4 separate regions of the Mus musculus genome follow, and regions 1, 3 and 4 are each linked to region 2. Evidence: chromatin loops called from intact Hi-C (ENCODE). Cell type or tissue: heart. All regions are shown on one strand. Region 1 overlaps Rragd (Ras-related GTP binding D). Region 2 holds the start of Mdn1 (midasin AAA ATPase 1). Region 3 holds the start of Ube2j1 (ubiquitin-conjugating enzyme E2J 1). Region 4 holds the start of Map3k7 (mitogen-activated protein kinase kinase kinase 7).

The links. Hi-C counts contacts between places; a loop is a spot of excess contacts. Peaks named below come from ENCODE experiments on the same cell type or tissue, not always from the same donor. Only the 100,000 strongest peaks of a DNase experiment are listed, where the experiment ranks them.
Region 1: a loop joins it to region 2, with 2.3 times the contacts of the local background. A loop is called at or near these places in 3 of 42 quality-filtered maps.
Region 3: a loop joins it to region 2, with 2.7 times the contacts of the local background. A loop is called at or near these places in 7 of 42 quality-filtered maps.
Region 4: a loop joins it to region 2, with 10 times the contacts of the local background. A loop is called at or near these places in 3 of 42 quality-filtered maps.

The regions. Positions count from the first base shown.
Region 1 is chr4:33,013,978-33,021,977 of GRCm38, reverse strand. Rragd (Ras-related GTP binding D) reads right to left here. Exons shown (of 7, transcript NM_027491.2): 7 at 1-3,331. The coding sequence ends at 3,180. Among named protein-coding and RNA genes, the nearest start is that of 4933421O10Rik, 13 kb to the left of the region's middle. In heart, CTCF peaks have their summits at 3,194 and 3,395 (motif pointing right); a DNase peak (open chromatin) is centred at 3,397.
Region 2 is chr4:32,652,917-32,660,916 of GRCm38, reverse strand. Casp8ap2 (caspase 8 associated protein 2) reads right to left here. Exons shown (of 11, transcript NM_001122978.2): 11 at 7,646-8,000. Mdn1 (midasin AAA ATPase 1) reads right to left here and starts at 3,798. Exons shown (of 102, transcript NM_001081392.1): 1 at 3,565-3,798. The coding sequence starts at 3,666. In heart, no CTCF peak of the experiment used is centred here; a DNase peak (open chromatin) is centred at 3,816; H3K4me3 peaks cover 2,214 bases; H3K27ac peaks cover 1,167 bases.
Region 3 is chr4:33,027,124-33,035,123 of GRCm38, reverse strand. It overlaps Ube2j1 (ubiquitin-conjugating enzyme E2J 1), which reads right to left and starts at 3,744. Exons shown (of 8, transcript NM_019586.4): 1 at 3,508-3,744. The coding sequence starts at 3,538. It overlaps 4933421O10Rik (RIKEN cDNA 4933421O10 gene), which reads left to right and starts at 3,801. Exons shown (of 2, transcript NR_036602.1): 1 at 3,801-4,267; 2 at 4,603-7,985. In heart, no CTCF peak of the experiment used is centred here; a DNase peak (open chromatin) is centred at 3,703; H3K4me3 peaks cover 2,920 bases; H3K27ac peaks cover 2,008 bases.
Region 4 is chr4:31,960,080-31,968,079 of GRCm38, reverse strand. It overlaps Map3k7 (mitogen-activated protein kinase kinase kinase 7), which reads right to left and starts at 3,973. Exons shown (of 16, transcript NM_172688.3): 1 at 3,698-3,973. The coding sequence starts at 3,817. In heart, no CTCF peak of the experiment used is centred here; a DNase peak (open chromatin) is centred at 4,099; H3K4me3 peaks cover 3,176 bases; H3K27ac peaks cover 1,781 bases.

The DNA of each region.
Region 1 (8,000 bases), 360 kb before region 2:
GTGTTACAAATGAAGTCCTAGCAACAGCAAAACAGTGTGCTTGATTACAAACTACACCCAGCCTGTGTTTGTTGAGTGCATACCATACGTCAATCATGACAGTTCCATTGATTTGATAAATTCTGTTTCAGACTCAGTTGACAAATAACCCATACTTAATAGTACTGCTGTGATATTTAGCCATTTTCTATTTAATGATCCAAAATATATTATGTTCACAAAATAACACGTGGTATCTATTAATCAGCTTTTATTTCTACTCCTTCAAAAGCACTCTGTACAGGTCACTCACACTAACCTCCATTATGACAAGTAATTCGGCACAACTCTTACATAGAAGCTGTACTTGACTCAGAGAGCAAAAGTCTGCCTGCTCTACACATCTTCAAGTTCTCAATTCCTAAAACCAAACACATGTTCTACTGAAGCCACCGTAGTTAGGAGTTTGACCTTTCAGTTTATAGTCCCATTTGAGCATAGACACAGATCTACAGTGCAGTAAGCTAACCCCCCAAATCTAAGATAAAATACAAAACAAATGTGAGGACATTTCGCAATTCTAGTCACATTCAGACATCTTCAAGAGGTCAGTGTCACACCAGGCTCGAGGCAGGAATCAGTGTTGTAACTAAAGAGTGCATTTATGATCAGGAACATGGGCCCTATGTCACAGGAGTGTTCCTGCCTATCCCTCAAAGAATCACATGCTCTTGAAGTGATAGGCTTTTAAGGCACATTTCAACAACAAAAACTCATGATATAACCAGCTTAAAAATGGAAGCGCCACTTAGACATGCTAATTTTATGTGATTTACCAGACAGGCAAGTGTCTTATTTTGAAACTACAGTCTTATTAAAAACTTAATTCTTTGTCTATTCAAAGAGAAATTCTTTGTTTAAAAAAAAAAAAAAACTATTAAGAAAGGATGCTGGGGATACTAGATTGGTAGAGTGCTTGCCTTCACATGCACAAAGCTCTGGGTCCAGTTCTCAGCACTGTTCAAGCCAAGCACGGTGTTGCATTCCTATAATCCTAGCACTTAGGGAAAGTCGAGGCTGAGCGGTCAGAAACTGGAGAGCATCCTTAGCTACCTGGCAAGTCTGAGGCCAGCCTGAGTTACCTCTGAGCCCCACTCAAAAAGAGAAAACTATGCTTTTTCTCACTCTCTAGTGTCTTTGTGTGGGTGCACAGTGGTGTTAGACTCTTAAAAGTGGCCAACCACCATCCACTCTGTTGGCAGAGGCCGTCGGGGAATAGTCCTGAAGATTAGAACTCCAGGCTCCTACCATCTCATTCAAGTCTCTTCATAGAAATCATAAGGAAGGAGCCATGGTTCCATGATGACTAGAAATCTCCTTAATAATGTGCAGACTACTGGGAGGCTCAATCTTACATTTCAATCATCGTCTCCAGTTTTAGTTACCAGCTCCAAAAGTGTAAGACCTGGCCAGACATGGTGGTGTTCACCTTTGATCACTTGGGGAAGCAGAGGCAGGTGAATCTCTGAGTTCAAGGACAGTCCGGTCTACATAGTGAGTTCCAGGACAGCCAGGGCTACATAGAGATACGCTGTCTCAAATAATAAAGAATTTGGGGAAAAGGAAGCAAGAAGATGGGAAGAAGATGCGTAAAAGAAGTGAGCTTCAGGAGCAAGCTGCTTTAGACACAAAGCTAGAACCAGCTTTGACATCCCTAAGGGACTCTGCTTTAAAAAGAACCTTTGCTAATGCCATGCACGCCTGACAGTACTAACCCTTAGAATGGTTTGAAATAGGGCTAGATTTAGGACTCTTAGTTCCCTACCTATCTATAAAAGCACACACATAGTTAACTGACTAACATACGTCTCTAGGCCTCCTTTTTTTCCCACCGGCCACAGGCTTTCTGTGTCTTCTGTCTTGCAGAGCAAGCTGGTGGCAAGCTGATCTTGGTAGGAACAGGCAAAGGACATGAGGTATGTTGTTACAGATGAAAGAACGAGTCAGGTAACAAATGGAGCCACCAAGGACTAAACTCCTGTGGTCATGGAGCATTAAAACCTGGTCCTGAACAAGGTCTCTGAACATAGCGCATCAACACACCATTCCCAGGAGGTGAACACACACAAGCACACGTGCATCTCTTATCTGAGTGACCTCTGCCTACATCTGGGAACCCTCTTGGCTTGTGTGTTTTAGACCCCTCGGCAGGTACAGTATTGCTTCTACGGTTTCCCCCCCACACAAATCAATGCTATCTGTTCCAATCTCCTCAGACGACATCCATATTTCTCTACACTGGTTGGCATCATTTTAGAAATCTGGTCCCAAAGGTTCACAAGATACTGCACCAAAAAGAAATCACCCGTCTGCACAAGGTGACTGCAAAGGTGTGTTGAGGTAAAGAGTTTCATAAAGACTGGGCGAGTCGGAAGGCAATGCCATAGGGCACAAATGTGTGGGTAAGCTTGGTAATAGTATTTCCTACAAAATTCCTGTTTTGTTTTGGGGGGGGCATTTGTTTGGTTGGTTTTGAGACAGGGTTTCTCTGTGTAGCCCTCGCTGTCCTGGAACTCACTCTGTCGATCAGGCTGACCTCAAACTCACAGAGATCCATCTGCTGGGATTAAAGGCATGCACCACCACTGTCCAGCTACAACATTCCTATTACACTTCCTATAAATAGAGACGTTCTTATTGCTCTGGCCTGGAGCTTCCAGCCCTGACCTGTTGCTGCTCCACTGAAAAACGATTTCCCCTTTGACAACTGGCAGCAAAGAGTCCCAAATTTACAAAAAAAGTCTCTAGCAATATAATGGATCAATTTCCGATTGCCATATGGACTGTAGAGTATGCGTGTCCTTGTCATCAAGTACAGAAAAGAGTTTAGAAAAGTCATCTTATCAAAGTTCACCTCAATGAGGAAAAAAAACATGAAAATATGCAAAATATGTACAGTTCCTGGCAGTCCTCACAGGGGGTTTTCTATCAACATAAAAGTTTACACTTACGTAGTGACAGTACAGTGGCTCTCACTGTTATTGTACAGGTTTTTGCTTCAAAGTGCTCATTTTATTTTAAAGAGTAAGGTTTTTTTTTTTCCCTTAACACATACGAGTCAGGGCCCCAGCCCTCCTGTAGTGCAGTATAGTTTAACAGCCTCCTCACTGAGGTCTGGACTCAGGCTCCTGACAGTTCCCCTACAGCAGCACTCTAGGGGTCCCATTGGGAGTAGCTCCTGTCTTCTTGGGTAGCCGACTCTGGGCCTTTCGAGATTTCACCATCTTCATCCTCACCTCGAAGACTTCATGGATGGCCTTCCGGAAGCAGTGGAAATTATAGTCAATCAGCCCTGCAGAGGAAGACAAAGGCTCTTAATGCAAGAAACAATCTCTGTCGTTCGCAGCATCCATCACCAGTAGGGGGCAGCAAAGGACCAACCAGCACCTAACAGGCCCAGGCTGCAGGGATAGCAGATAGTCATGTGAGGTAGGTGTGCCCTGTAGAGTGTTCCAGAAACTTCCAGAGTATTTCCAAAAAGAAATCACCCATCTGCACAAGGTGACTGCAAAGGTGTGTTGAGGTAAAGAGTTTCATAAAGATTGGGCGAGTCAGAAGGCATTGCCATAGGGCACAAATGTGTGGGTAAGCTTGGTAATAGTATTTCCTACAAAATTCCTGTTTTGTTTTGGGGGGCATTTGTTTGGTTAGTTGTTTGGTTGGTTTTGAGACAGGGTTTCTCAAAATGATCCATGGCTCAAAATGATCTGAAAAACCACTGAAATGCACTTACTTAATTATTCAGATTAAAGGCTAATGGTAATTTATGATAAACCAAGAACTGTCAAGATGGCTCAGCTGGTGTGTCTGCTATGGAAGTCTGATGACCTAAATTCCATCCTGACACACACACCCAAAAAAGGGCTGTCTTCATAAGCCTGACAACCTAAATTCCCCAGAATCTAGATAGGAGTTCAAGGCTAGGTAGTGAGACCCTGCCTCAAAAATAATTAAATAAATAAGGTAGAAAAAAACAGAAAGACATCCAAAAACATGAACACACATTAAACATGAACTGAGGGATTAGATGTTGGTGGCACATGCCTTTAATCCCAGCACTGGGAAGGCTGAGGCAGGCAGATCTTTGAGGCCAGCCTGGTCTACAGCCAAGGCTATCCAGAGAAACGCTGTCTCAAAAAAGCATTCAACAACAACAAAACACACACACACACAGAGACAACAAAACAACAACAGAAACACAAGATGAAACTTTAAAATGTGCCCACTTCGCCACATTTCTTAGTCATAGCACCAAATTAAACTCAACAACTAGTTCACTTACTACTATATTCTACAAAACCCGCCTGTCATCTGAGAGTGTGTTTCAGGAAAAACTTAACCAAAGATCTACATGATCAGTTTCTACCTAAACTTAGTTCCACACAGTCAGATGTTAAAATTAATACTAAAGGTCAAAGAAGCAACCAGATTTGTGCGGAGCATTTAATTTTAGAAACTCTGTAGTGGAAAACCTAGCAGTGCTTTAATGAAGGGAGGCTTTTAATGAAGGGAGGCTAAGCTTCCCTTGGAAACAGACACAGCACTCAGGGTCTGAGCTGGGAGGACAAGGTGGCGTTTCTATGTAGGACTCTTTCCAGTGTGCACAAGTTCATTCCACCCAGACGTCTCAGACCGAATGCAAAGGGAAACTGGGTGGACACTTGGGGATTATTTACTATTTTAGCAACTTTTTTCCAGGTGATTGTAAAATTCGTTCAAAATAAACAAGTTCCCTAGATTAGCTCTGATGATCCTAAACGTTAGACCCTGCTGCCAACTGAGGATGCAAATCTGTGTGGCCCTTGTTCTCCTTCACTTCCAAAAATCTACAGGAAATACCAACCAACAAAAAAAATGTGGGAAGGATTAATAATGTGAATGCGTGCATACACACTGAGCTCTACAGAGAGGAGCCTCAGTAGCCATCTGTAGATCACAATTTAGTTACATCGCTCCCTCCCTTTCCTCCCTCCACACCCCTCCCCAATCTCCGTCCAATCCATGGCTCTTTTTTTTTACTAATTCTTATTCCATGTATATATGCATATGTTCCTAAACATGGCCTGCCCAGTCCATATAATGCTACCTGTATGCACATATTCAGGGCTGACTGCTTGGCACTGGACAACCTCCCCTGGTCCCTAGCTAGACATCTTTACCCCTACCTGAACTAGTGCTGTCAGTTTGTGACAAAGGAACTTATATTTTTCAGGTCTGAGTAAAATCATCTGTATAATGAGAGAATAAAACAAAATACAGCCCTGTTTGCCTTCCTTTGTTGACAGGGGATGCTCAGTACTGGGGATTGAACCTGCGGCATAATGCATGAGAGGCAAGCCTCTACAACTGTGTACTGGCCCAGCCCTGCTGTCTATCTTCCCAAAGGAAGCCCACAATTGTCCCTTTCATTCAAGAAGATGGAAATAATGGATGAAAGATGAACACTCCTAAAGGTTTTGAGGACAAGTGATACAGAAGTCAGTTTAGTCATCAGAAAATGCAGACTCACAAGGAGGCTAGAAATGCAAATTTAAATGAAAACTAACTTTTTAAAACAGTAAAATTCAATATTGATAAGAATATAGCAAAAAAAGAAAAGAAAAAGAAAAAAGGAATAAAGAAAGAAAAAGAAAAAAAGAGGCGGGGCTGGAGAGATAGTTCAGTGGCTAAAAACACTGACTGTTCTTCCAGAGGTCCTGAGTTCAATTCCCAGCAACTACATGGTGGCTCACAACCATCTGTAATGGGATCTGATGCCCTCTTCTGAAGACAGCTACAGTGTGATCATATAAAAAATAATTCTTTTTAAAAAGAGAGAGAGAGATTACAGCAAAATGGGCATATTAACCATAAAGTCTGAAAGATACTTTGTTACCATTCACTGGAAGCCACCAAAATATGCCTACCCTTTTGAGCTGAGGCATTCTACTATTGCTTCTGGGGCAGTGGGGGCTGGGGACAGTTTGCTGGTCAGTCAGCCAGCTTAGCCAAAAATGGTGAGCTCCAGTTTTAGTGAGGAACTCTGTCTCAAGGAAACAAGGCACAAAATGCTAAAGACATCTGGGCTCTATCTGCTCTTATGCATCCACACAAAGGCACTCATATAACACATGCATATAGCATATATAACACTCTGATATGCCACATACAACACACTAATACACCACACCTAACATGCAAATACCACAGCAAGTATAACGCAAATACACCACATACAACACACTAATATACCATGTAGCACATACATATATTACACCTACCACATGTAAATACTATATACAGCATGCTAGTATATATAGCACATGCATATACCCACATATACTACGAGAATATAGCATCTGTCAGGAGCCATCATAGAACAAGCTAATAACTTCCTGAGATGAGACTGCTTTGGATTAATAAATAATTCATGACAGGCTTGCTCTCATAAGCAAGGCCCAGGAGAAAACCATTTTAGGAAAGATTCCTGCTATTAATATGCTTTTCCTGTTATTAAACACACATAACAATAACTAGGTATTAGCCCACCCTTTTGAACACATCTCTGCAGAACTACGAAGATGTACTGTCTCTTAGTGATGCTATGTAGACAAATAGATGAATTCTTAATTCTTAATGATGATCCTATAAGAATTCCTAAAATCATATCAGTATTTATTAAGCTCTTTTATAGTGGGACTGCTATTAGTTCCTTTCTGATAGTCAAAACTGCAATGAGAACTCTGGTAGTCTCTGTCACCAGTTAATTGCTTCTACTACTCAGAGCCCATTCCAAAAGTTTTTAAAATCATTCACCATAGGTCATAAAAAGGGAACTATGGTTTATTATAGGTGCTAGAGCAGAAGATAAAATATTGACTGAGTTTATCTATACAAAACTCACTAATAACTTAGTTATGGTTTTTTAACTCTCCATGACCCTGTGGAGCTGTGACAGGTGATGAATGGTTAGCCAGATAATTACTCCTAATGGATATGCAGGTAAACATTCTCTGCTGTAAACTCATTTGATTTGTGATTTGAATTTATGTGTAAACTTGTGATGAACTTTTTACCATATGATCATGTATTCTGAAAGATAGAGTAGCCTGTATTTCCCTTGCCCCGCTTAGGATCTTTCTGCTTTTCCCCTTTTTCTTAGAGAGCTTTCATAGGAAACTTTTTCCAACTTAGAAATGAACACTAAATTCACTTTTCAAAGTGTTCCTTTTTCTTCCTGTGACTTCAAGTGGCAGGCTGAAAGTTGGAGCCATGCAATTCCTGCTGAGATAGAACAAAGGGTACTTTACTTTGCTGTTTTAGAATGAGGTGCTAGGTGCCAAGAGAGAGCAGTTTCTGGTCTCAGAGGAACACAGAAGGCAGGTCACTTACAGTAGCAAAGTAACTTAAGACTTAGATATAAACTTTTTATTATTATACAGCAACCCTAGGTATCTCGTAAGACAAAGGCTTACCCTCCTTCTACACTCTTCCCCCTCTGCTGCCTCAAGAGTAACCCACAACAAAAAAGACCACACCGGGGCTAGTCCCGGCACATACACAACACATGCCTATACTGCATATAGTATACTCATACACAACATACAAGACACACATATACCACATATGAATATACTACATACAACACACGCACATTCCACATATGAGACACACATATACCACGTATAACACAAGAATACACCTCATACAATACACATATACACTACAGAGAGAAAGAGAGAGAGCACCCTTTGTTATAATGAAACTGAAAAAAAGAACTCTAAAACTACTCCAACAGTGCAGCCAGCTTTGTTGCGACTGAGAGGAAAAGAGGGCAAAAAAAGAGGAAAAGAGGGCAAGAAAAAAGTCCCAGAGATGTAACATGACTTACCTCAGATGTAAAGTTTCATTTTGTCCTTTATAATTTCCTTATTTCATTTTATTTATTTATTTTGGTTTTTCAAGATAGGGTTTCTTTATGT
Region 2 (8,000 bases):
ATTCCCTGCCATAAATAAAACTACTTAATGAAATTACAGTAATGAGGGCAAGCATAGTGGCACATGCCTGTAATCGCCACAGCTGGAGAAAGCTAGTCAACAGCACCTGCCTACGGTTCCTGCTGCTCACAAGGCTGAGGCAGGGGGGTAGCTGAGCTCAGGAGCTCTAGAACAGAATGGACAATATAGTTAAGCCCCAAAACAACAATGAAACTTAGGGCTGGGGACCAGCTTGGTTACTTATTTTGCATCCATGAAGCCCTGAGGGGTTCACTCACCAACACATATAAGTAGTGTGAAAATGCAGAGGCAGCAGTTACACAGGACAATTAATTATGTAACTGACTTTCTCTTTTTGTGGCCCCAGCTTGCAAGCCCATGTCCTGGCTGTCAGAACAACAACGAAGCAGGGAATGTTCAAGGATTTGCCCCGGAAATCCAAGTCTACCAGACCACCCAGGCAATTGCATTCTTGGGAAATTCTGCCTCTTTGCAAAATGAGAGCTGCTGGAGAAGCCTCACAGGTATCTACGTTCACAAAGCTTGAGTGGGTTTTATTTAGGTGGTTAACATGCATACTAGTCTGAGGGAAGCTCAAGACACTGATGAAACTACCAAATACTGGGCCAGTGAGATGGCTCAGCAGGTGAAGGCGACTGCCAGTATCCATGTGGTAAACGGAGAGGACATCCTACGAGCTGTCTGCACACGTTAAATGTAAAAGTAAATAATCAACCAGAAAAGACATTTTTAGGGTGGTTCAGGCACTCCTTTTATCAAGCTTAGCAACCAGTTGAATGTAGTGGCTCTGTAATCCCAGCACTGGAGGCAGAGGCAGGTGAATCTCTGAGTTTAAGGAGAGCCTGGACTACACAAACTCGTGTCTTGAAAAAGAGAAAAGCACACTAAAACACAAAGCAACCAATTCAGTTCCTTTGCTATAATGACTAGTAGGTCTCAAAGCTAAGACATGTCTCATTCAGTACACAAGTGAGCAAGCTGTGGCTCCCCCCCACACACCTCCAGCAGCCCTCACCCCATCCCTACCCTAAAAACCCCTCCCTCCTATTAAGCTGGGCTTCTCTTCCCCCAGCCTGGTTCCCAGTCTCTGGCCACCTAACTCAGGGTGCCTCTCTTAATCAGCATCTCCTCTGTTGCTCTCCGCCACCCTCCCCTTTCCAGCCATGTTCAGCCTGGACTCTTCCCCTACTTTCCCCTTATAGCTGTGTAATAAAAATCTTCTCCATACTTTAGGAGTCATCTCCTTTTATTTGTTTTTTTTTTTTTTTTCAACTAGCAGAATTACTAAGATTTATCAAAGCTGCGGCTGACAAGTTAGTAGAAGAGCCTAAACCTCCCACTGCAGAGCACAGGCCCGAGGTGATACTGCTGGAAGTTGTACTGTTTTGCTGTGACAGCACCAGGGGGTCAACCCTAAAGCATGCTAGGCAGAGACTCCCTCACTGACCCACATCATCAGCCTAGAAACCCCGCTATCCACAACAATTCTATTTTAAAGCCATTATATGTATTTAATCAAGAAACAGCCAGGCGTGGTGGCGTACACCTTTAATCCCAGCACTTGGGAGGCAGAGGCAGGTGGATTTCTGAGTTCGGGGCCAGCCTGGTCTACAGAGTGAGTTCCAGGATAGCCAGAGCTACACAGAGAAACCGTCTCTAAAAAAAAAAAAAAAGGAAAGAAACAGAGATAAAGTTAGGTAACTGGCTGGGAGTTGGTCCTGCTGCAAGGAGGAAGAGGCGGCAGAGCTCCGAGACCTGTACTAGGGCTCTAGAGAATCAGACGCCCTCTTCTGTCCTCTATGTACACAAATCTCCAGTTATGTTATGTCCCTGTAGCTATCTATGCTTGGTATTATTGTAAACACCCTCCTCTCTATGAATGTAAATGTAGACAATAGTCAAAGTAGAGGAGGCATCACAGTTGCAGTGACAACGCATATAGATTTTGAAACTAAGCCCATGGTAACAGCCCGAAATCAGTGCTTGGAAAACAGATGCAGAATAATGAGGAACTCAAGGTCATCCTTAGATATACAGCAAATTGGAGGCCAGGTTGGACTACGGGTAATCTTGTCTCAAAAAGTAAAGTTTTGCTGGGCGGTGGTGGTGCACACCTTTAATCCCAGCACTTAGGAGGCAGAGGCAGGCAGATTTCTGAGTTCGAGGCCAGCCTGGTCTACAGAGTGAGTTCCAGGGCAGCCAGGGCTACACAGAGAAACCCTGTCTCTTAAAACCAAAACCAAAACAAACAAAAAAACCATTTTCTCTCTAGAGTGCCTATTCATGCTGAGTCCACCTACAGCAATTTTGATAAGGGAGCCACACAGGACAGACATCCAGGAGATGTATCCCACTAGGTTTGGTTTTTCACATTCAATTTAGTATCAGAAAAGCCTTTTGAGCCAAGCTGGTCTTGACACCTGCCTTGAATCCTAGCAGTCTATGTAGAGGCCAACCTGGTCTACACAGTGAACTCGGAGACATACAGAGCTACATAATAGAGATGTTATCTCAAAAGGAAAAAACAAACAAGATGCCTTTTGGCTAAGGGTGTAATTCAGTGACAGAAAGTAGGTTCAACACCTCGGGAAAAACTCTCAGAATTTTCTCTGGCGAATTCTACAATGCTGCAAATGGCTCAGGTTCATTCATCTACAACAGTGACTTTCAACCTTCCTAATGCTACAATCCTTCAATACAGTTCCTCATTTTGTGGTAACCCCAAATCATAAAATTATTTTCGTTGCTAACTCATAACTGTAATTTTGCTACTGTTATGAATCGTAATGTAAATATGCTGGTCTTAGGCGACCCACAGGTTGCGAACCACTGGATGGGCTACACTGCTGTTGACTGCTAAAACAATGGAGTGTGTATGTACTTTATGCACTCTTGGCTGAGAGTTTTACAAAATTAAAATCACGTCTCTCTTGACTCAAGCTTACAGACAGAGCAGGTAAGGAAACTTAGAAAGAAATTAAAACGCAAAGTGAAAACTTGTCTAGTAAGGATGCTCAACTCAGGCAAAAGCCAATACGGCAAAGCTCTTGAAAACACATGACTCATTTGGTAAAAAAAATAAAAATAAAAAAAATAAAATTTAAAAAGTCTTTCATCTCCCAATTTAACTGTCTTGTTAAAACCTTCAGCTGTTTGTTATGAACGGTCACCGAAGAAGACGCGAACTCCCCGGGTGTAGAGACAAGATTTTTGCGTCTCCTCAGTGGTGTATTGAGACGCCCAGAAAAAATACTATGGATGTTCGTCAGTGGGCCAAAGGGTCAAAGTAAAGAAAAGCATCCTTAAAAGCATCCGAGGGGTGGGGAAAGGGAAGGAAAAGCACGTGTCTGGGGGGTGGGGAGGCGGACAGAAGCAGCCTCGCAGAAAAACCAACCGCGCCGATTCCTGAAGGGCATGAACTCCACCAGGGCCTGAGCGCCGGGCAGGGGGCGAGGAAATGGAAGCTGACCCCGAAAAACAAAGGCCCTTTCCCGGGACTCGGCGCTCCGCGACCCGGGCCCGCCTCCCTTCGCCCACGCTCACCGACTTGGCCAGGAACCTGTTCAGCTCGCCGCTGCTCTTCTCGTTCTTGGCGGCGATTAGCCGCAGCGGCCCGGATACCAGCTCCACAGAGAGGTGCTCCATAGTCTCCGGCCGCGGCCACGGGGCCGCGGGGTGACGGCCGAAAACCCACGACGGCAAGAAGACCCCCGAAAGCCGGCAAGCAGACACACACGTGGTGAAGGAATTCACGTTGCGTCATCAACCCGCGGCGGCGCGACTACTGCCACGCCCCCGTGGGCGGAAATGCGTCACTGCCGCGCCACTGCTAGTAGGAAGGGAAGCGGAAGTAGCTTTTGAGGTTAGCCGGTTGACTGATCCTTCTGAGAGTGAAATTCGCGTCGCCAAACGAGGAGCTGCCGGCGCGTGCGACCTAAGCGCACAGTGACTTACTCTGTATCAACACAGGTCCTGTGTGAAAGATAAGCGGATTCGCTGTCCAAGATTGTTGCCCATAAAAAGAGTGACCTTTTGAGAAAAATGGCCCTGAAGTATTCTTACAAATCCTGGAAATAATTGCTTAATTAAAAAAAGAGTAGGAGTTAGTGAGATGCCTTAGTCGGCTAAAAGCTCTTGTAATGCAAGCCTGATGCCCAGAGTTTGATTTGTGACCTCTATTTTACACCATGGCACGTGTGGGCCTTCACACACTTCGCGCATACTCCCCGTAGTAATAATGATTCCAGAAAGGCTGCGGAGTGCACAAAGTTAGAATTGTTAAGATGAAGGTCACGAACAAGTTAAACCTATAATGATGTCAAACAAAATATATTGAGAGGGATTGACAATAAAGAAGCCCATTACCAGCATAGTGCAGCTTACAACCATTTGTAACTCCATCTCTATGAGATAAAACGCCCTCTTCTGGCCTCTGTGGCATACATACATACATACATGTGGCACACAACACACACACCAGTTTTTGTTTTGTTTTGTTTTTTTGAGATAGGATTTCTTTGTAACCCTGGCTGTCCTGGAACTTGCTCTGTAGACAGGGCAGGCCTCTGACCTCAGAGATCCGCCTGCCTCTGCCTCCCCAGGGCTGGGATTGAAGGCGTGACTTTAACACCTGGCTGCTTTGCTTTTTGGTGGTGAGAACTGACTAGATGACTCAGCAGTTAAAAGATGCTTTCCCCTAAGTCTGGCAAACTGATTTCAATCTCTGAAACCCACCCAAAGAACTTGGATAAAAGTTTACTCTAAGTGCAGAGAAAGGAAGCTTCTTCCAGCTGTGGAGGCACTAACAATGAACACCCAGAAAGGCATTCAACCCCCAGAGCAGCAGCAGATTGGTATATTGTGGAAAGTGTCACACCAAAAATGAAATAAAATCCAGGGATCCAATCAGATGCAGAGGATATGGATACAGAATAAAGTACAAGAAAAGGACTAGCCGGCCAGTGGTGTATGCCTTTAATCCCAGCACTTGGAAGGCAGAGGCAGGCAGATTTCTGAGTTCAAGACCAGTCTGGTCTACAGAGTGAGTTCCAGGACAGCCGGGGTTACACAGAGAAACCCTATCTCAAAAAAACAGAAAAGAAGAGAAAAGAACTAAGATTGATGGTTTTTGATGCTCGATGAAACAGGGGATTCAGGAGTGTACACTCGTACACTTGCACCATTGACGTTTCTCTTTATTGTATAGCGTTTATCTTAGTTTACTTAATGACTACAGCTGCATACCTATGATTTCACTTTAGAAAGGCAATTGTATTTTAATACTTTGTATCAAGGAAAATTTGGTTCAAAAAGTTATTCTAGTACTTTACAAACTTTTAAGATGTTTTCTTACTGTCTTTAGATATCAGCACATATCTAGATGTAGTCTCTCATTTGGTACCATGTGGGTTTATTTCTATTTAAACTTTTTTGTCTATTATTTCAGTATCAGCACATTTCTTTCCTTTACTTTCTTTCTTTCTTTTCTTTTCTTTTCTTTTTTTTTTTTTTTTTTTTTTTTTTTTTTGTGGGAGGGAGACAGGGTTTCTCTACGTAGCCCTAACTGTCCTGGAACTCACTCTGTAGACCAGGCTGGCCTTGAACCCAGAAATCCACCTGCCTCTGCCTCCCAAGTGCTGAGATTAAAGGCATGTGCCACCACTGCCCGACATCTATTTCTGTCCTCTATATTTCTTAAATATGCTTTCCTTTTGGGTTCCTTTTGGGAGTTTCTTGACCTGATTTTTCAGCTTACTCATTCTTTAATTTTACTTTCTTTTTAAAAAGATTCATTGGGGGGAGGGTGGGAAATGCATTAGTTGTTAAGAGCATTTAACAATCAGAGGATCCAAGTTCTTAACTACTGAGTCATGTCTGGAGTCCCTCTATTCTTTCTCTGTCTCTCTTTTTCTTTTGAGACAGGATCTCACTATATATCCATGGTTGTCCTGGAACCTGATATATACAAGAGACTAGGCCCACATTTAGATTGCCTCTGCCTCTCAAATGTTAGGATTGAAAGTGTCCATCACAAGGTGTATGTGTGGACCTGCATTTTTTAGGTGCACAACCATGCAGAAGCCCATAGATGCCAGGAAGGGGCCTGGATCCCCTGGAACTGCAATTATAGGCAGTCACAAGTAGCCATGCTTTTGCTCTTTTGGTTTCTTGAGATAGGGTTTCTTTGTGTAGCCTTGCTGTCCTGGAACTAATTCTGTAGACCAGACTGGCTTTCAAATCAGAGATCTGCCTGGCTTTGCCTCCCAAGAACTGGGATTAAAAGCATGCAACACCACTGCTTGGTTCCTAAGCAGCCATCTACCTGCTGGGACCCATACCTGGGTCCTCTTCAAGAGTAAGTGTCCTGTCTAGTTTTATGTCAACTTGAAACATGCTAAAATATCTGAGAAACGAATCTCAACTGAGAGTTGCCTGTTGTAACTGGGCTATTAATAACCCTGTACAGCAGTTTTAATTAGTGATTGATATTGGTGGGCCCAGCCAAATATGATTCCAGCCCAAACCAGGCTGAAGAAGACATGAGGAGCCATTAGTAGTCTTCATGACTTCTGCATTAGCTCCTGCCCTGCTTTTGATGATGAACTGTTAAATGGCAGTGAGAGAACTAACCCTTTCCTCTCCAGTTTGCTCTGGCCATGGTGTTTAATCAACAAGTAGTAACTCCAAGACAAGCTTTTAATTCTTGTCTCTCCAGCCCCCATTTTGAAAATACTTTAAATGTAGGAGTATCATATTTATCATTCTTGCTTTAAAATCTTCTCTTTCAATGCTTATTACCTTCATTTAAATTCCAAAAGTCTTCATTAGTCTGGTCTGTTTTCTTTTGAACCAGTAACATCTCTTTCTCATCATTTTACTCTGTGAATTCACTTACCTGGTGGTAGGGGATGACAAGATGCCCTGGAAGGTGATCCAAAGCCAGGCCTCCAGTTTACGTTAGATGCTCAGAGAAGGGGCCAAGGTCTCATACTACAAAACCAGACCATTCTTCAAGTTTCTATCTACCAAAAAAATCTTTTAAGATTCCCCTCCCCCACCGCCTTGGACATCCTAGGAGAAAGAGCAAGGAAACAGGTACTACTTTGAAGTCTAAGGACTAGATTATAACCCAGAACTTTCATGAGACTAGAAAGAGGTATTCAGGCTGAATCAATACTTACACTGGTTTTCTCTAAATCATCACTTTTTTGTGTTGGCTTAGTTGTATTTGTAAAGACATCTGCAGAAGAGGCAGGTTTCACTATATCAATACATGGTGTGAGAAAGCTGCCAATGGCAACAGAATTTAATGAAGCCATCCTCAGTAACTGAGCTAATTATAGATGCTCATCTTGAAATACTTCAGCTGGGTGGTGGTGGTACATGCTTTTAACCCCAGCACTCAGGGGGCAGAGGCAGGTGGATTTCTAAGTTCGAGGCCAGCCTGGTCTACAGAGTGAGTTCCAGGACAGCCAGGGCTACACAGCGAAACACTGTCTCGAAAAAAACCAAAAACAAACAAACCCAAAAAGACAAACAAAAAAAGAAATACTTCAAAAACCACTCTCCCTTGGAATATTACCTCTTTAGAAATCATCTAAACACAACAAAAGAAGCATACTAATAAAAATAAAACAGGACTTCATGTTTTTATTATACATGACTAACTGAAAGGAAAGTTTATACAAAATATTTAATATAGATAAAAAAAACCTTGGCTAGCAAAACCATTGGTGTGCATACATAGACGTAGACACATACACTTACAGTATTTTACATCACAATAATTGTACATATATACAAATATACTATTTAAATTATTTCACAATTTTCCAAAATGAGGCAATTATAAAAACAAAAATGAATAGAAAGGTGAACTAGTTTTTACATTTAAAATGCTACAAAATTGTTTTTTAAAGAATTTATTTCATCCAATATCAAAACTAAGGTTTCAGTATTACATCAAGGTTGCTTTTAGT
Region 3 (8,000 bases), 370 kb before region 2:
TTAAAAATAAAAATAAAAAAAATTAAGGATGGGCCGGAGAGACGCTCAGTAGGTAGGCAACATGCTACCAAGCCTGACAACACGAGACACAACCTGAGTCCACATGATGAAAGGAGAGAACTGACTCCAGCGAGATGTCGTCTGATCTCTATACAGTGACACACACACACACACACACACACACACACAAAATAAATAAATGATAAGACCAAAACAAAACAAAGGGCTGGAGAGATGGCTCAGCAGTTAGGAGCACTGGCTACTCTTCTAGAAGACACAAGTTTGATTCCTAACACGTGGAGGATCTTAATCCAGTTCAAGGAGATCCAATGCCCTTTTCTGACATTAATGAGCGCCAGGCTCACACTAGTACACAGACATATTCAGGCAAAACATTCCTACACATAAAAATAAAGTAAAATAATTAAAACAAAATGAACAAACAATACACATTTGAAAAATGTTTAAGTGGAGAGAGAAAAAGAATAACTTCTTGCCTTAACAAGCTTATAGCAATTAGAAGACTTGAAAAAAAAATTGAAGACACTGTGACAGTACTGACCAGGTATGAATAAGTTAAGGACTACCTAGCCTAAGGGAGCTGAGAAGGCTGAACCTTAGAGAAGTTTAGGAAGTAATAGGAATTTCAGATGGGCTCAGTGGAAAGCATTCCAAACAGAGGATCCGATAGGGATGGAGACATACCATCTGGAGAGTGGGTCAGGAGGAAATGCAAAAGAGCCAAAGAGAGGCAGGGGAAGGAGCTGGCAAGGAAAGCAAGGGTTAAGTCTTGAGCAGCCCTGTCCAGCAAGCTAACCAACCTAACTCTGAGCTTTACTGTTGCTAAATGATTGCTGCTCAAACACTGTCAATTTGAGAAGAGATCTAGTGAGTGTTTGTTTAATGGATCTGTTTGATGACACAGTAACACCTTCACCACAGGGCAGAGGTAAAGGAGCTGACCAAGACTGAAGACTGTCTTGGCACCACTGTGAAAGGTGTCTCTGTGGGAGACCAGATGCCTAACACGTGAAGGGCAGCAGCTCCCTGGATGCTATAAATCCATGGGATATCTGAGGGAAATAGAGGAGTTTGAAGAAGGTTGGGATACCAAGGAATTTGGTTTTTACAACTCACAGAGACCTTTTCGATCTGTGGGAAATCTGTAAAAATGTTCAATCACATATTCTATGCAGACCAGTTGATATGGTCTGGGTTCACTGGAAAGTCTGATTAGTGTGAAGTTTCGGTTGATACCAACAGGATGAACAGGATAATTCCCAGGCTTCTGGTACGATGGAACAAAGTTACCATATGCAGGACACAACGGTTAACCATAGTCTGTATTGTGTCCTCCAAGATTTTCCCATCCTTATCTCTGAGATAACCCAACACTAGCAGACAGGAAATGAGATGTTTCGATTACTTCCTCTCACAGTCAGTAATCTACAAGTAACAAAGATTTGAGACTAAAACAAAGCAAGCATTATCACCAGACTTCTCGGCACTTTGGCAACTTCTAGAGTTCATTGAAACTACCTTCTCTACGAACTCAAAATCACCTACATCAACAGGGAAGACAGTTTAAAGCTTTTTAAAGAATAGCATCACCTAGAGAAGAGAATTTGTAAACAGATACAAGAGTCAACCGAAGTCCAACTTACTTTCAAAATTTATTAACTTACTAAGTAGATCAGACTGGATCTCACAGAGATCTGCCTACCTCTACCTCCCAAATGCAGGAATTAAAGGCACAAATCACCATACCCATCTAGAAATGTATTAAATTTCTAAAGTTGCTTAAATTTTATCATAATCTTGGGTACAATAGCCTATCAAGAAGGAGAAATTTGGGGCTGAAGTGAGGTCTCAGAAGTTAAGAGCACTGCCAGCTCTTCCAGAAGACCTTATAAACTGACCCAGATGGTAGCTTACAGCTGTCTATAACTCCAGTTCCAGGGGATCTTACATCCTCACACAGACATACATGCAAGGGAAAAAAATGCACATAAATAAAAAGATAGATAAAAGGAAGTTGTTAAAAAAAAAAAAAAGATTGAACAATTTCCTGACAACATTTCACACTGCATTATTCTCTGGACATCTGCCTAAGGACCTCTGCTGCTCTAGGTGTGACTAAGTACTGTACAATTTACTGCACAGTTTGATTTTAAAAGTCCAACAAATTTAGCTAGGTGGCAAACACCTTTAATGTCAGTTCTGGGAAGGCAGGGGCAGGAGGATCTCGGCCAGCTTGGTCTACAGAGTGAATTTCAGGACAGCCAGAGCTACACAGAGAAACTGTCTCAAAACAACAACAACAAAATTCCAACTAATTTAATCATTCTGGCATCAAAATGGTAAAATCCAGGCATTTCTACTTTCTCTGACCTTTTTTAACTCTTCAGGTTTTAAGTGATGGGCTGAAGACAGAGACATGTCCCATTAAAATTCAGCCATATAATTCTTACACAGGCGTGGTCAAATTTTAAACAAACACCGTAGAAATGACTAATTCTACATCTGGTCCCTAAGGCCACTTACTTATCAGCATTCAAGCTAACAACATTCTGTTCAGCCAATATTCTCTGGCTTTTCCTTTATATATTCTAAAAATTTAAAATATATATATATTTTTAAAAAGATTCACAATACCAACTCTTTCCCATAAAGATATCAGACTTAAGTCCAAACTAAGAAGCAGTGTGGGAAAGAAAACAAACGGTGACGAGAGTTCTAGTTCAATGATCATCAATACCCTGAGGCTTATTATTCAGAGCTAACAGGGAGGAGTTTTTTCCCCCTGACAAATTATCAAAGTACATTTTTTAGGCTCCAGTAATTTGTGCTACGTCTGCCTTAAAAGATATGACAACTGATAATGGGTTTTTTGTTTTTTGTTTTTGGCATTGTTTTTAGTGCACCAGAAAATAACTGGAGGCCAGGATTGTCTGAGGGCATTAACTGAAGGAAAGAAATTCAAAGTAGCAATCAACCCCCCCAAATCATGGTTAATTCCCAAGTGCACAGCTCAACTAGTTTAGCTACAGGACATATTTTTTTTTTCTACGTCTATAAATTCTCCCCCAAATACTGAAATTGGATATTTCAACCACAATAAAAATGGGATATTTCAAATGTGAGTCAAACACCTAACAAAAGTTCGTCGGCAGAGGCGGAGGGGACACGAAGGACGCAGATGCGGCCAGGGATGGTCAGTAGTGCGGACCGTCGTCGCCTTCGCACCTGCCCTTGGCTCGGCTGTCTCCTGCTTCGCTCCGCAGACACCGGGAGGAAGAGGCCAGGAGCGGAGGAGCGCCAGCGCATCGGGGGATCCGCAGCGGCCGCCCGCTCTGCGGCCTGCACCCCCGGACCGGCCGCGGCCTCGCGTAAAGCGCGAGCCCGGAGCAGCCGCGAGGGCCGGCGGACACGAGCGGGCCGAGGCGCCGCGCTCTGAGTCCCGGGTCCCCCGCCCGTCCGCCCGCCCGCCGCCCCAGCCCGGCTCACCCGGGCTCTTCAGGTTGTAGCGGGTCTCCATGGCGGACGTCCCCGCTGCCGCTCTCGTCGGCGCCGCAGCTGCCCGGGTCTCGCGCGGCGGACGCGCCTAGCGAGGGCCTCCGCTGACACCGCCCAGTCCAGCCCGACCGCGGGCGAGGTGCGTGCCGCGGGGTCCGCCTCCCTGAGGGCCGGCCGGGCGCCGGGGCGTCGCCGAACGGGGCGCCGGGCTGCGGACGGCCTGCGGGACTGACGTCCCGGCTGACGCGCCGCTGCGTCACCGCCGGCGCCGGGTCTGTGAAGTCGGCCTGACGTGGCGGGCGCTTCGTGGCGGTCGGTCACTCGGCAGCGGCGGTCCCGCGAATCCCGCCCGCCCGGCAGCCCTGGGGAGACGGGCGGCACCCTCGTCGTCCCCTCGGCCCAGCCCGGGAGACCGACTCGCCGCGGGCCCTTCAGGGGTTCCCGCGGAGCTCGCAGGGAGCTCGGAGGAACGGCGCAGCCCGGAGCGGCGGGCGGGCGAGCGCGGCCTGGGACTGCGGCGCCGTGATGTGCGCTTCTCCGAGCCCGCAGTTGGCCTCGGTGCGATGGACGGGAGTGGCCCCTAGCTCCGCGGTGCGGTTAGCTAAGGCAGCGTTTTTCGGGGTGCATCAGAACCTCCCAGAAATAAAACCAAGGGGTCGCCTGGAATGTTAATAAAAACGCATAAATGGGACAGGTCGGTCTGAAAGAGATGCGGTGCGTTTGTCTTTTCGGATCATGGAGGACAGAGAAAGTAAGGTTCTGGTTCGGACGGCTTACCGAGATAAAAGGGCCTCAAAAAAGGGAGGGAGCCAGCGGAGATTAGAGAAGGTTATAGGTGGAATGAAGATTAACCAATTAGACAGATTAGTGTTCTTGTTTAACATTGTCAAATGTGTTTGTGGGAATGTCAGTAATTTTTCCCAGCCGTCTGAAGGAGGAGGGAAAAAAAAAAGATTTAAGTGGCATCTTCTAAGCCATTAAAGGCGATGTTTTCTGAATAGTACGGTGATAATCTGAAGAATAGAGAAGCAAGCAAAACCGAGCTTCAATGTGCTTCTCCATTAAGCTTTCATTCTTTGTGTTCAGTCCTCAAATTTAGCATCCAGCAACCTGCGCTGCTCCGACCGGCCCCATGACCAGGCCTGCCGAGGGGGTGTAGTCGTTCCCATCCGCCCGCCAGCCAGACTCGGAAGGCACTTTGCCCTGAGGCTCTCCTCTTCCTCCCAACAATGGAGATAAGGATGTTTCTCTTTTATTTTATTCTTGAAGCCACATCACCTCGTCCTTGGGGGCTCTTCCTTAGGTAAAAGACAGCAACAAATCCGGCATTGAGTTATGGGCCCATGGCAAAGCTTAATTATAATCACTGCAAGAGAAAAGTCAACTCTTAATTTTTTTCTAAATATAAACATGTACAGAGAGGGTAAATATGATTTTTTTTTAAAAAAGGAGTAAATGCTAAAAGTTACTAATTGCTTGACTGTTAACTGGGTCGGAAAGATTAATTTTCCCAGAAATGTAGGTTTGTCAAAAGAATACTTTGTTTCTTCAGAACAAATTCCCTCCTAGAAGAAAGTAACAATTTTCAGCAAACAAAAAGATTCCATCCCAAATTAAAATTTGGAAGAATTTCATCTTATTTTTTATAATAATCCTGACGATAACTTTAAAAAATAAAAAACAAACTTAAACCAGTTTCTGGCGATGCTGCAAATAACAAAAGATGAAGTTCAAAACACTTCAGAGTCTTGACAGCTTTGAGCTACAATCCCCATGTGTTGTATGTGTTGTTCCCCGTTTCTCTAGACAAAGCCCTGTGAATGTGGTCCCCTTCCCCTTAGCGTTGACATCCTGATACAAGCTCTACTGGACGTTGAATGCTTGATCAATTCATTTACTCTTCATGAGTGTTGGCAGTGACACAGATTATTTTAATGGTTGAAGAAAATTGAAGTCTTGAAGAAATTGAGCAGTTCATTTAAGTTCTCTTATTTATTTTGAGTACAGTGCAGGTTCTTAGCTTCTTGGTATATTTTACTGCTACAGTCCAGGTGAGACGTTATAGACCACCACACATATATAAGGCCAAATTACAGTCCTTTATTAAGCCAGCAACCAAGAGCAGGCTCTTGCCCCCAAAGACTCTCTCTGCTCAGGGTATAGCATTTCTAAAGAGAAACCACAACGGCATCGCATCGTCGGGGTCAGGGGAGCTTGTTTGCATTTGTTTTGACTATACAACCAGCAAATATTTTGGTTATGTATCTGAGCCATGGAAAGTCCCAAATGTGCTGCCAAGGCGGATGTGAATGTTGTTGGGGTGGGGGGAGGGTGAAGGAGCTGGGAAAGTGCTCAAGCAGACACAAAATGGAGCCCGAGTAAGATCAGGACAAAATGGTGTTACTTTAGTCATTTCACTCCTTGTTACTTTTAGTGTTTCTTTTAGTTACTTTTCAAATGCTTGATGTCTCTGTTTGGATTCCTTAGTTTCCAATGCGTGCCCACTGGCTTCTAGCTTTGTAACCAGAGCAGAGCCGGAAAGCTGGTCCCTGAAGTCTCTGGAAGGCAAGGCTGGTCTGCGTGGACCTTTAGCGTCCCGGCCTCTTCCTTCTCAGGAAGTCTTCTTTACCTGGATTTGGTGGATCCAGGGGGTGACACCTCTTACTTAGTATTTAGATGACTGTCCATAGTCTATCCATAGCCGACTAGCCCAGTGGCAGAGTCTCTGACTTACATTATCTGAACTCTTGGGAGCCAGGTGTGATGGCATATGCCTTTAATCCCGGTACCCGGAAGTTGGAGCCAACCTGGTCTACAAAGTCTACAGATCAAGTTCCAGGGCGACACAGAGAAACCCTGCCTCAATTAAAAACAAGGAGAAGGGCGTTCTCTTTTTACAGAACTAGCTAACTACCACTCAGCCATGGAATTAGCTTTTCCTCCTAAGAGGGGGAGAATGGGTAGCTATCAGGATGGCAGGTCCCATACCAGTGGGGATGGCAGGTCCCATAAGTACGAGGTTGACCCTGTTCGCACAACTCAGATGTTTGACAAACTCCCCTTTGTTTGAGAAGTTGCTATTTGTCTCTGTGTTGTCTGAGACCTTATCATACATGGCCTGCCCTAAGGGCTCAGGGAGCACTTTAGGAGGAGGACCGGGTATTAACTAGGTTCTGGCTCTCATAAATGGGAACTGAGCAATGGGGTAAGAAGGGTTGAGATCAGACTCTGAGTGTCAGAGAGTCTGGGAGAAGTAGAGAAGAAGGCTGGGAAAGGGGCCAAGTGGGGAGAGTGAGTGTCATAGAGCTTGGGGTGACAGGAGAGAAGCAGAAGGGGAGTCTAGACAAAATGAAACACAGATGGAATCAGAGGGTGGAGGCTCCTGGATCAGAGGGTGGAGGCTCCTGGAACCACGAGTATAATCCCAGAAAGGAATCAGTACAACTCACAGAACACCTAACAAGGGCAGTGGGTTTCTCCCTTAAAGGTGAGGTGCACACGCCAAGTTGGCTTCTAATCACTAATTCAAAGAACCTAGAGAATAGACTAGCTCTCTCTGGTTCAGCCCTGAGACAGAACCAAAGGGGACAGAGACATTAATAACAAAAATGCCACTCTCTGGGCAGAATCTGTCCAGTCACTCACACAACAATTCGGCCAGCCAGCCATTAGAAACCCAGGCCTCCCAAACACTCACTGAATCCCAGGTCCTCTACTGGTATCCCAATATAGTGTAAGAGGACAAGGGAGTACCCAAACCTAAGAGCTCCTCAGGAGGAGGCCTGGCCCTCTTAGACCCTAAGGCTCCCCAGGAGCCCTGGCCTTCAGAACTGAGTTCCTAGAACCAGATGGACTCAATCGGTCCCGGTGTCTGGGAACACAGCAGCTATCCCAGACCTTCTGTGCTCAGCAGCAGGCACACGACCCCGGAATGACTTCAAGGGGTACAGGTATGGACTGAGTTCCGTGTGCATACGGTAATATCACTGGGATTTCTGTATGTTACAGTCCAGATGAGAAAGTTAAAGTGTCCAAGAATAGGCTCTTGCCCCAAAGAAACTCTTGGCACCAAAGCTTAAAGCTCAAGCTACAACATCTCTAAGGAAAAAAAAGCACAATAGCATCGTTATCAGGTATAGGTCAGGGGAACCTAGTCACATTTGTTTTGACTATATAACTGTGATGGTTTGTATATTCTTGGGCCAGGGAGTGGCACCATTTGGAGGTGTGGCCTTGTTGAAATAGGTGTGACCTGGTTGGAGTAGGTGTGTCACTGTGGGTGTGGGCTTAAGATCCTCACCCTAGTTGCCTGGAAGTCAGTCTTCCACTAGCAGCCTTTGGATAAAGACATAGATCTCTCAGCTCTGCCTGCGCCATGCCTGCCTGGATACTGCCATGCTTCCACCTTGATGATAATGGACTGAACCTCTGAATCTGTAAGCCAGCCCCAATTAAATGTTGTTTTTTATAAGACTTGCTTTGGT
Region 4 (8,000 bases), 690 kb after region 2:
AGTTTTAAAAACAAAATCTTTTCCATGCCTCTTCAATAAAACATAAGCAGACATGTAAAAAGAGTAGTTGTACATGCCAATATGCTTAGTTGTGGTCGACATTCTGGGACTTTTACAGAGTAATCCCTATAAATACAGTCTATGTACTTAAGTGACACTCCACCAATGCCTGACTTACTCATAGCACCTAGCTCTTTATAGTATCTTTTACTCCTGCTAAACATAAATATTTATTAAATATAATGGAATAGAAGGAATCAAGACTGGGAAGAATCAGATCTCATTTCCAGTGTAAATTCTGGCTTAGCCAAATTATGTAAAATAACCCTTGGCTTACCAAATATTAGAAAATCAGACGTGCATCCAATTCTCATAATTATGCTGTCATCATTTTATTTACTAGTTCAACAAATATTTAGAGAACTTTTAGGTGCTATGCACTTTGATTAGAAATGTAAATAAGATACTTTACATCTGGCTGAGATGGGCACACAATTCAGTTAGGAGCTATGAGGACAATAGAAATACTATGTCCCAAGTTCCTTGGGGAAAGCTTCTCTTAGGAAGGGACATTTGTGGAGGGACTTGAATGGTGAGAAGGAACTAGTCACATGATATTTTGGAGGAAGAGCACAAAGGCAGAAGAACACGTGCAAGGCAATTATTCACTAGTGATATTTTGAGCCAATGAGATAAATTTATTTGGTAAGTAGCTTCAATCCTCTCTCTACTTACTGGAGCTGATGTGTCCATTATGGCTTATGTGCTTGACCTACAAGTTTAACATTGTGACTTTGAGAAAGTAACTAATCTTAGGATTCTTGCATTGAGCTGTACTGTACAGAGAAGAAAATGTGAAATGTGCAGGCCCAACCTCTAGGAAGGAAAGGAGTATTCTGAGTCCTCCTTCCTAGAATTAGGTTCCACTGTAGACTACTGCAGTGACACTGCACATATACCTACAGGACGTAGACTCATGAGAGAGGAAGTTCAAATTCCAGCTCTACCACTGACTGAGACAAGAGGCTTTTGGCAAACCAAACTCCGTGACCAGTTGTCAGTATCTATAAAATGGGGATATCATTTGTCTGTCTACCCAACTACATTTCCTGGGAGATTATGACGACTGTCTAAGAATGCCCAAACTTATTGTGGAGAACAAGATAGTCCATGTTGGAAACAAGGTATTTTATTTTTACAACAGGAATAGATTTCTAATAATTTTGTCTAATCTATCAATTTAAGAGAGATATCACAGGTCTCCAAATTGAATGACCTGACTCCATATATTCTGACACAATGCAGCATCTAATTTTCTAAATCTGAGTACATTTTCCACCAAACCATCCAATCCTGAAAGTGTCTAGTCTATGTCCTGACTCTCTTCACTGACGTACAGAAGGTTAAAAACTGAATGACTTATAAAAATTAAGTACTCATGTAGATTTCTTAGGCAGAAAACTAATATAATCTGACATGAAAGTGAAGAGCCACAGTACTCTGATACTGCAATGATGGAAACATCTGCTGTCTTAGAAATGTGTATCTACGAAATGATTCCCCATCTGCCTGGAGTTAGATGTTTTCCTGCCACAGCTTCTAATTATCTTTGTGTAGTGCTGAGTCCATTATATTATGGGTTGAGAAATAAATAATGTGGTTCTCTCGACTTACTGTTTCGCTTTCTGTGGTGCTAGGATTGGAGCCTGAGCCTCAAGCACAGAGGGCAAGAACTTCAATACTGGGTTATACACCAAGCCATTCTTTTCTTAATTGATAGGGCTATGATATACTTGTCCATATAAAACACTGAAGGCATGTGAGATAGTTTTCATGTTGGGTCATCTTTCTGTTTTCCTATTTATGATTTAAACTAGAGATGGAATGTAAGTTGAAATAGTTTGAGTGCCCATGATGCACCTCTGACTGCACAATCTCTTTAATGTGCTCACAGGAAGACTATAATGGAAATTATGTAATGGTTTTGACATCAGAAAGGCCTGAATTAAATCGGGACTATAAAAATAAACTAGGTTCTAAGACGAAACAAATTTCAAAAATGTACCAGCTTTGGATTGAGGGCTTCAAATTGATTATTGTCTCCCTTAGCAACTTGCAGGCCCCAATGAGGCAAGAATGTGAAAGCTTTAAAAAGTTGTGTGCAAAAAACTAAGGCTGCAAAAATCAAACAAAGTAAGCTCGTGGAAATATGTGGTAGACCATGAAGTACAAGTTATTATTATATAACAATTTGTAGTCTACAAGGACAGCAATTCATGAGAGTACACGTAAATGCTTATTTAAAAGCTGCGATTCTTGTATACTGACTCACTGAAGTTTTAGTCTTAAAAAAGAATGTTATCCATGAAAGCTGGACCAACTACCCGCTTCTGAAAAAAGGAATTTATCTTAGCTTCAATGGGGGTGGGGGGGACATATAAAATGTTTTCCTCTTCAAAAACAGGCCTTCTTTTAGCATATGACCTTAAAGCAGGTCACCCTTCCTGTCTGGAACTTTGCTTCCTAACAATATGTCAGGCACTATATTGGATTTTCTGCACACACTGCTTAACTGGATTTGTCACACTGATAAAGTAGCAATCACTCCCATCTTACAGTTAAGGAAACGAACACACAGAAAGCAGTAGGAAACCAAGTCCCACAGTGCTCTGTCTATCTCTGAAGCGTCTTCCTCTGTCTCAAACCTTCCCCTATCCAGCACACTTTTTCTAAGATAATCATGCTCTCAATGAACACACTCATCTCTGGTTAGTTTTTGTGATACAAAGATATGACTTAGTAGTCCTCTAAGGTAAAGATGTATTTATTGATTGTTAATTTGCTTGCATCTTTTAACTCCTTACTATAATACTTTAAAAATGAAGAAAAGACAACTCAGTCTAGCTATAAAAAACCCACACATTAAGGCACAGAAAATGCACAGTGCTCTTAAAAAACGGTTAAACTCATAGAAACTGCGTGAACGCGTTTCTAACCAAAGCTTCAACGAGTTCTAAACGGCATTTTGAATATATGTACAGATTTTTTCCTCTTCAGTAAATATTAAGACTCTTAGAAGTCACTGGCCCCACTGTGAATCTGAAAATAGGCGATGAAGTGAAGACACTCTTCCACCTGAACATTGAATTTATTCGGTTTTTCTAACAGCGATTTCTGGTGTAGCGTAATATTCTGACTGTCACCATAATCACTACTTGCCTCTTCAGACTATGCTACTTGAAACATGTTTTCATAACAGACTTAACGTTACTAGAGATTGAAATTCATCTACAGAGCCCAATAGAAGGTAGAACTACCTACGGTATCAGAGAAAGAAGAATCCGGGACCAGGGGAAGCACCGTGAGACGTTCGACGTTCTCTTTACCAGCCTGTCCCAAGCATCCTTTCGTGTCACACACTGCGCTAGAAGTCACACAGACAGACAAGACAGACATACAGACAGACAGACAGACACACACACACACACTATCCTGGACTCTAACACCACTACCAGCGAGCTGAAATCCCGCGGCCACCAAACTTTGCTCAATCTATTTACGGATAATTGAACTGCCGACCACATAAGAATCAGGTAGAGAATCACAGATTCAGACTCAACCCCCGAAGCCCATGGGGAAGCCGCCTCCCGCCCGGGATCCCAGGCGGCGCGGGGCAGCAGGTCTCGGCCTCGCTCACCTCTTCCACCTCGATCTCCTTGTAGTCGATCTCTTCGAAGTTCAGGACCTGCGACGGCGCTTCGATCATCTCACTGGCAGAAGACGAGGAGGAGGACGAGGCGGCGGAGGCTGTCGACATGATCCCCCGCGGCGCCCGGGGGGCCGCGCCCGCCCTCCGGCTCGCGCAGCGCCCTTCAGCCCGGAGCCCCGCAGCCCCGCCGCCCGGCGCTCCGTGGCGCGGGACCGACCCGGGCCACCGCCGAGTCCCGGCTTCGGCTCCTCAGCGCTTTCCGTCGCCGGGCCCCGCCCACCACACTTCCAGTTCCGGTTTGAACTCGGAACTGGGAGGGAGGAGGCGCGCCTGCCGGACCCGAGCGGGGAATTTCCTGACCCGGGGAGCGAGTGAGGGAGAAGCCGGGGTAGGGGCGGAGTGGAGGAGGGCGAGCGCGGAGCCGTGGGCCCGAGGAACAGGTTTCGCGAGACTTTTGCGAAAGGGCCTCGGCGGCAGGAGGATACCGCGAGACTGGACGCCGTGACGTAGTAAATGTGCGCGATCGGAACTGGCGCGGAGCGAGCCCGAAGGCGGACCGGTTGGTCCTGCGGGATCCAGCGGGAAAGATGAACTCCGTCGCTTTCTGCCTGTTTCTTTTGAGCCGCGTCGTGCCTTCCCCTGCTCTGTGCTGGGCGGTCTGCGGTCAGGCAGCCTAGGGTTTGTCTTGTGCTCATTGGGCACCTCTTCATGTCGGGTTTTCAGCCGTGAGCCCGTTACTTTTTTAAGCGGAACCCCGAGCTGGCGAGGGGGTTCGGGAGCAGCGGTTAGCGCGCGCCATCGGGGGGAGCACCGTGACGCGTGAGCGCTCACTAATGGAAGTTAGCATCGTAGAGAGACACCAGTGGCGTTTTACACACTTCCTAAGGCAGTTCAGATGGCTTCGCTTTGTCACCTTCCCGAGGCTGTCGTCCACAACAGCCCCGAGGGTTTGGTTTGAGAATCCGTGGACACACCAAGACGACGGATTTTAAGAGGAGCCACTATGCCTCAGAGCTATAAGGAGAGTCACGCTTCATTGTCCTTAATGTTTATGTACAGCATTTTGGCGACCTTTGAGGACATTGTCTTTGAAGGACTAATGTCTCTGAAGGATTGTTGAGTTTAAGGGAGATCATAGGGTGGTTCCTGAAGACTACCCAACAAGATTAGGATTGCTACGGTAAAGCCCCATATTCCGGGGTTACTAGAGTTAAGATAACTTAATTGGAAACAAAGTTAATAGTCTAATGTCTAGGAAAGGACGAAGGGCACAGGCTTGAACCTTAGGCAAAGATCCACTGCTAGTTTAACCTAAGATACCTTTATAGGAAGGAATGTTGCCTTTGTGTCGGCAGTCTTCATAGCAAATGTTGGTTGTACTGAGATTATTTATTTATTTATTTTTAACCCGATGAGGAGTTTCAACTTCGAATAAGGGGCACCTTTCCCTATTTATGGTCTCATAGCTTTTCCTTTCCTGCCTTTAATGCTAGTGCTGTATGCTTACTAAATACTCAGCAGTAGCATGGCAATTCAAGTTTGAGTGTCACAAGTTAGGTCAGAGAACCCCAAGATGGAAGGTATTGCCCATGTTGTATGACCAACACGATTTTAAATTTAAGCTAGGTGCTGAGTTTTAGTTGATTTGACTGGAAACCAGTGGAACCATTGGAGTTAAAATTAGTGACCAAGGATGCGCTCTTGAGAATGTCAAGTCCTGCGCTTCCTAACAGGCTGAAAGGAGGGGAGAGAGAGGGATCCCAATTTCACTACACGGGAGCTTTCTCATAGAACAACAATCTAGGATAATGTAAAAAAAAAAGAGTAAATTGAACATGTTTGCAAGTAGATCATTGTATTTGACAGGAAGCTACTGTGAGCTACCATTCTCATTTTGTAAGTCATAGTCACAGTGACAAACAATAGTTTCTTCCTGCTGCACTCACTTTCTAGGCAGTTTTACCCAGGGTCTTGGCTTTCAGCATCACTGTTATGACAATGATTTCTGATGTATTCTGAATACTAAATTTTTACCGAGTTTTGGACCTGTTGGGCACCTGTATCTATCAAAAGATGCAATCTAAATGCCTAAGCTCACATATCAGAGTGGTAATTCACCATGAGGCTTATGAATGCCTGGGATGAAACTTTCTGGGTTGGCTGGGTGGGAATGGGTTGGGATTCAGGATTAAGATATTTGAATCTCGAGGGCAGTGGTGGCCTTTAATCCTAGCACTTAGGAGGCAGAGACAGGTGTATTTCTGAGTTTGAGGCCAGCCTGGTCTACAGAGTGAGTTCCAGGACAGCCAGGGCTATACAGAGAAACCCTGTCTTGAAAAACCAAAAAAAAAAAAAAAAAAAAAAAAAAAGGTATTTGAATCTCCTATTTCACAGGTGATGAAGTTTCTGGTGAGACTCTGATCTGGTTTATAATTTTGAGACAAAGAAACTTAGGCCTTTGGAACTGAGAATCTGGGAATTGACAAGGCATATTTGAGAGGGTATTATTCATTTATCTGCTGTTTCTCTTATCTAGTAATAAATATTACTGAGATGAACATCATATACTTAAATCTAAAGTTAGGATATTGTTGGGCAAAAACTTTCCCGATTTTCAATCAAATTACTTTCCCTGGGATATTTTTAGTTTGCCTGAGCTTTTAAAAAAATGTGCCAACTAATTGCTGTTAGGATGTATGTCTTTTAAAAGCACAGGTTTTAGAATTCTGTTATAATTTCCTGTTCCAATTCTGCTATAATCTCTTGAATAAATTAAACTCTCAACTTTAATGTCTCCCTAATACTAACCTCAATGGATTATGAAAAAATTTAGATGAGTGACTGATAAATAAAATTAACTCTGGAATAATTATTAGTTTACTATTTTCCTTCCTTGGGTATGATAATGGAGGAAACACTTATCCACTGTGGGGCTGGGGGAGCTGTAGGGAGCAGGCCTGGAACACGAGTGGGTCAAGGCATGTCCAGATTCCAGAAATCTCATCCTGAGATTGGTGGGAGTGGGACTGTTTCTCATCTGCCCCAGGCCTCCATACGTCTGTGCACATAGCCCTGTGCCCCCACCTTTCCCCCACCAGAGAAGATCATGGAATCCAGTAGCCAGGTTACATTTCCTCTTTCCTTATAAGGTCATGTCCAGCAGCACCTGGAATTCTTCCTTATGCAAATGAGGCACCTCCTGCACCCTGGCCCTGGCCAAGGATGTACACTCACCCCAAAGGTTTAAATTTAAAAAGCCTTTGTCCCTCCCATTAAAAGACCTTCCTCCCTGAAGCCCAGAGTCTATTTTCTTCACACTGGTTGTGACCACAAGAGTCAGGTCCCTATGAGTAGGGAAACGGTGAATATTGAAGCGGGACTGAGAACAACAATCTGCCACAGACACTAGGTCCTAGTGACCAGGAGATTCTGTTGTCACAGAAATACTTACCTGCTGACTGGCTTGCACTTGAAAGTGGAGTCTGGCTTAGGTTGGTAAGTGGTTGAAGAAGATGCGTAGGGATGAGCTGGGATGAACAGTTTGGGGAGCTCGCATATGGGGATGTGTAAGTCCCTTGTGTAGTTTGAACCTAGAGGAGGAGGACAAGGGTTAGAGGCTAGCTTTGCTCAGACTACCATATTCTGGTGAAGTCACTGTTATTAAGGTAGGATGGAATACATGTAATATATTTCTTTGAACACTTAGTTATCTTGATTTGGAATATGTATTTAGACATTTAGTATATTGGCCTCTGCTTGTACTCTGGGGCCCTCAAATGTTAGGTCTGTTTTTTGTGTAGTGTGAATGTGAGTGTGTGTATGTGTGTGTGTGTGAGAGAGAGAGATTTCTGTCCCTATGTGCTGGCAGGTTATAAGTCAGATATTCATAACTTGGATTTCCTGTTTTGTGAATTCCCCAGGAATGTGTCACTTGGAGCTCTGCCCAATCACGACTTCGGAGATAATGATGCTGCATTTCCTTACTACCCTACCCTTTCACTGTCTTTCCATTACTGTTTTATTTCTACATCTGCCATCTTCAATTACTTTGTTCCTGGTTTCTTTTCTCAACCTTACTGTCCTAGTTAGCATTAACTGTCAACTCAACTGTCTGTAATCACCTGGAGAATGTCTGCATTGAGTAGCCGAATTGTCGAATTGTCATGGTTGATGTAGGAGAGCCCCGCCTGTAGTGCCACTGCCTTGCAGTGGTCCTGAGCTGCCGAGGAAAGCTAGCTAAGTCGGAGCCAGATTCCAAAGCTAAGCAGAAGCAGGGTTTCTCTGTTTCCTA